2 separate regions of the Homo sapiens genome follow, and region 1 is linked to region 2. A link is a loop called in an ENCODE intact Hi-C map of the cell type or tissue named here. Cell type or tissue: B cell. All regions are shown on one strand. Region 1 overlaps FAM78A (family with sequence similarity 78 member A). Region 2 overlaps RAPGEF1 (Rap guanine nucleotide exchange factor 1).

Region 1 (2,500 bases), 460 kb before region 2:
GCTCTCGCTACCTAGCTGTCCCTTCCCCGGGCCACTAAAGCACAGGGCCTGGGTTTCATTTTAAGGATGTGAATTGTCTGGGTCAAGTCCAGTGGTTCTCCACTAGGTGTGATTTCATAGCCCCTCCTGGGGACATCAGGCCCTCCCTGGGGACATTATTGACTGTCACAGCTTGCGGGGATGTGCTCCTGGCATGGAGTGGGTAGAGGCCAGGGATGCTGCCCAGCCCCCTACCATGCACAGGACACCCCCCACCAGCACAGACAGAATTACCTGACCCTGGGCCAGGCAGAGCAGAGGAACAATTCTGGGCTGGTTGGGGTTTCTGGTCACCCCAACCACTGTTCCCTTTCCTTTTCATGCCACAAGGCTTAAAAACTTGGAAAATGGAAGTCATCACAGGAGGCCTGGGGCAGGGGAGACAGGAAGGGGGTTTTAAATCCCACCCAAGGCTCACACCTGTAATCCCAGCCCTTTGGGAGGCCAAGGCAGGCAGATCACCTGAGGTCAGGAGTTCGAGACCATCCTGGCCAACGCGGTGAAACCCCGTCTCTACTAAAAATATAAAAATTAGCTGGGCATGGTGGCGCATGCCTGTAATCCCAGCTACTCTGGAGGCTGGAGCCGGAGAATCACTTGAACCCGGGAGGCAGAGGTTGTAGTGAGCCAAGATTGGCACCATTGCACTCCAGCCTGGGCGACAAGAATAAGACTCTGTCTCAAAAATAAATAAATAAAAATAAATAAAAATTAAAAAAAAGATAACTAAATCCCACCTAAATGCTTCTATTTCCATTCAGCAAGGAGCTAAAGCAAGGCCGCATCCTGGCCTTCTCCATGAGCCCTTCAAGGGTGCAGGTTGAATCCGGGACTCTGTTCTTTGGTAACTCGGCCCCTTAGGATGATTCTGTTGATTACTACCAAGTACTCGGCAGCCTCCTCCTCTACGTCTCAGCCACAGGACGGTCACCCATACTGGCCTCTCGCTGAATCCTCACAGCAGCCTACGGGAAGTTCTCCCCCTCATGGACGGACACCAAACGGAACCCCGGGGGCTGCCTGGCCAAGGCCTAGGAGCCAAGACACGTGGACCCTTCTGCCCGACTGCTCCAAGCCGCCCCTCCCAGGAAGCTTCTGACTCCATCCTGTCCCTGGGGCTGGTCCCCGTGTATCCCAACCGGGATTGCACAGCCAGTGCACCCAGGGAGAATGAGCTGGGTGGGACACAGAGGCTCCCTGCAGCAAAAGAGGAGTCCCGAGAGCGAGAGGGAGCAAAGAGAAACATCAGGGGCAGAGAGAGAACAAGGAAAATGGCCTGGAGCCACTTTAAAACGCAAGTTCTTCATGCCTTACACTGCTTTAAAAAGTTTTAAACTCAGGAAGTGGGCCCTACGTGACAGAGAAAGACTCGGCCTGGGGAGAAAATTCACTACACGGTGTGGCTGACATCTGTCCTAATTCTGTAGTTTTAGCCACTCACATCTGATAGAATAACAGTAACAATCACAACACCGCTAAGGATGATCCCCATCCCATTACTGCCTGCGGTAAGTATTCACCACCAGCTTGGCGCAGGGCTGACTGCATGGCGAATTTGGTTAGCTTGAGTGATTCTCACAATAAGCCATGGGGAAGGGGTTCTTGCCAGCCCCAGTTTGCAGATGTGTAAACTGAGGGTCAGAGCAGTAAAGGGACTTGCCTAGGGCCACATCCTGGAGAGTGGCAGAACCTGGCCTCCCGCCCAGATCTGCCTAAGAAGGCATGAGGCTCTTCCAACCAGGAAGCCAGGACTGCGACAGGGAGGGCAGGGTTGTCTCAGGTCCCAGTCTCAGGCCTAGCTCCAGCCACATCACCCACACCTACTCAGGGTCACCAGATGGAGAACAAGTCTTAGACAAGACATCGGAAGCCCATGTGCACAGATGGGGAAGCTGAGGCTTGGAGTCTGTACCTTGGGTCAGGCCTGTGGCCTCCCCACCACACGTTGCACCAACCACATTAGCATCCAGTCCCGTGAGTGCTCATGTCTTTCCAAGTTCAGAAGAACCCACTGGCTTCCTTACCCCTTCCAGGGAAGAAACTAGGCTTAGCCCAAAACCCCGAGGAAAACTTTTGTTTCTACAACTGTCCCGATGCCTTCAAAGCCCGAGGAGGTTTCTGGGCTTAAGCGTTCTTAGAAAAGGTCCTCACTGCATAACTAAGAATCATGTTTCCCTGCTTAGAACAGAAAGGCAGCACCCCCTCCCCCGAACTGGATTACTAGCTGCTCTTGAGACACAAAGGGGTTGGCACAGAAATCAGGCTGGTGGAGAGGGCCGGTGAGAGCCTCTAGATGTGCCCCCCATGTACCTCTTTGGGACAGTCACTGTCACACGCTGGACTTAAGGGTTACTGTGATCCTCATGTTTCCTTTAGAACTTTGGAGTCATTAAGTAGAGAAGCCACCAGACTTGGTGTCCCGCCATCCTCCACCCCTCTCATTTACAGGTGGCCCATGAGA
Region 2 (2,500 bases):
CCCCCCTGTACCTTAGCTCACAGAGGAGGGGGAAGTAGCAAGAAAATACTGCCCATGCCTCTTGACAAAGAAGGAAGGGGGTGCCAGAGGCACACCAACAGCCTGCACCCCAGCCCTAGACAGCACACGCTGCACAGTCATCCTGGGAAAAGAGAGTAATGCTGCAGGAAGCCAGTCCTAAATCACATTCAAAGGCCAACTGAAAAAAAAAAAAATAACAAGTAGGGACAGGGATTCCTGGGATGGTGCTCATTATGGGTGTCAGGCTGAGTAGAGCTGGCACAGGCCTTGGTTTGTAAACACAGGGCAGAACGAGCATTACCTAAGAGCGCTTTGCTCCTGCACATCCCAAAGAACCAGGCAGTCACTACAAGTGGAAGCTCAAAGAACATGCACTCAAGTGGAAGCTCAAAGAACGTGCACTCAAGTGGAAGCTCAAAGAACGTGCACTGACCAATGGATGCGGCATCAGAACCGAGTGGCGGCTCAGCCTTCACGGTGTCCTGGCGTTCTCCCAGTGGTGTTCTGGGAATTTGATCCTAACCTCATCATTAGTGTTCAGAGGACTACAGGAAAACACAGAACCCCCAACTAACTGCACACCACTGATCAGATATTGGTCCTACTAATGTACCAAGAAACATCCTAATTGGCAATTTGAAACCACAATAAGCTACGTCTAAAGATAATTTGAGACTTGGAACCAGAAACTAAAATTCATTCTATGATAATATTAACTAAATTCACTCATTCTTTTAGTAAGTATTTACTGAGCACCTATTGCGTTCAAGGCACCGTAATGGCACCGCAGTGGTAGACACACTCCCTCACGGAGCTAATCATCTGTTTAACATTTCACTTGTTGATTTTTTAACTTGCAGAAAGGAAACTGGGGCTTTGATTTTGAATGAGTGAAACATCATTCTACTCAAGCATTGATCTGGGGCATTTCCATGGAATTTACTATATGTTAGAGGAAGAGAAGGCACAAAGAGCCCAGAGGAAGTTGATTTTGGTAGAGGCAGCTGTGAGAGCATCGAGGAAGTGGGTTTTCACATTGTGTTTGGGGTGGAGGGTCCAAGGAGGAGCCTCGGCCACAGCTAAGCAGGAAGGACTGCATTCAAAGAGGCTTCCCCATTAGTGGTTACCTAATGGCCTTCTTATGTATAAAAAAGGGCCTGCAGTCACGCATGCGGGGCTTCAAACCTAGATGACGGGTTGATAGGTGCAGCAAACCGCCACGGCACATGTATACCTATGTAACAAACCTGAACGTTCAGCACATGTATTCCAGAACTTAAAATTTAAAAAAGCCGGGGCGGGGGCGGGGGGGGGGGTGGTGCGGGGTTGGCGGGGGCAGTGGCTACAGCTTAAAAACACAAACAGAGGAGCGCTCCTTTTGAGTCCCACTCCTTCCTGGCACTGATGGGGAAAATAAGCCCCAGGAAAGGGTAAGAATCACCCAAGGACACAACTAAGATGTTCTCAAACAGATGACCAGAAACTAAGATGACTGGCCTGCTGGATGACAGATCCCTTAATAATTCACAAACGGTGGGTTTTATTTATTTACTCATAAAACAGCCTTTGGGGCAAGACGGGTGACGAGTCAGAGGAACACCTGTCCCGGCGGCGAGGCGGCCGCGGGGTGGGGCAGGCGGTGGGTTGTCAGGCCTCTCCTCTTTCCAGAGCGTGATCTTATCCTGGCCATGGGGAACACGCTCAGCTGGCCTGAGGTAAGACCCAGCCTGGCACTCAAGGCAATCTCCAATCCGGGCTACTTTGGGAGACATTTTTCTGCAAGCTCACACATGACTCATCTCTACAGACCTCCTATAAGGTCTCTTGGCTACAAGGAATCCCATTCAAACCGCCTCTGCCAACAGCTGCTCTGGAGACCAGGAAACATTTGGGGTTGCTGTGGTTGATTTTTCTAAAAACACACTTAGCTGGCATTAGTGCTATTTCTTATCTCTCTACAGCACTGTTAATGTGACTAGTATTACGAGTATCAGACGCAGTCTAAAGACTGTAGTGAGCCTCCCTTAATTTCATTGGTAGATCTTTTTTTTCAAAGATCAGAAAAGAGATTGAGAAGCCTGAAGAATTAAGATGGAAAGCTGTGTCCCCAGCAACCAGGGAGGCTCTAACCAGTGCTCTATAAAGGCAAGAAAGGGGGCCGGTTCCCCATTCCACTTCTCCAGGGCATGACCTTGGGCAAACAACCAAATTTCCCTGGGCCTTAGCTGCCCTGAGGGGCAAAAGAGGGATACTCCGCCCTGCCCTCACCCCCTGGGCTGTTGTGAGGATGAAATGAAATGAGGTAGTCTATAAATGCATTCTGAAAACCACAGGAAATTGCAGAGATGTTCAAGATCGTTCTGATTCTACCCCTGGACTGTGGCCTCCAGGGACAGGTTCCTGCTGGCTCCCTGCCACGAGGCATCACTTGGTGTTTGCCAACAAGGAGGCACTCAGTAAGTGTTAAAACGGGTGAGTG

The links. Peaks named below come from ENCODE experiments on the same cell type or tissue, not always from the same donor. Only the 100,000 strongest peaks of a DNase experiment are listed, where the experiment ranks them.
Region 1: it touches region 2 in a loop (14-fold over the local background); 4 of 110 quality-filtered maps call a loop at or near these places.

What each region holds. Positions count from the first base shown.
Region 1 is chr9:131,272,212-131,274,711 of GRCh38, forward strand. All of the region lies in intron 1 of FAM78A (family with sequence similarity 78 member A), which reads right to left. Among named protein-coding and RNA genes, the nearest start is that of FAM78A, 3.0 kb to the right of the region's middle. RefSeq lists an enhancer at 1,209-1,278. In B cell, no CTCF peak of the experiment used is centred here; DNase peaks (open chromatin) are centred at 1,463, 1,650, 1,670 and 2,220; H3K4me3 peaks cover 2,252 bases; H3K27ac peaks cover 2,500 bases.
Region 2 is chr9:131,732,040-131,734,539 of GRCh38, forward strand. The region is part of intron 1 of RAPGEF1 (Rap guanine nucleotide exchange factor 1); the gene reads right to left. Among named protein-coding and RNA genes, the nearest start is that of RAPGEF1, 6.8 kb to the right of the region's middle. RefSeq lists silencers at 1,117-1,166, 1,543-1,837. In B cell, no CTCF peak of the experiment used is centred here; DNase peaks (open chromatin) are centred at 1,112, 1,692 and 2,402; H3K4me3 peaks cover 2,397 bases; H3K27ac peaks cover 2,500 bases.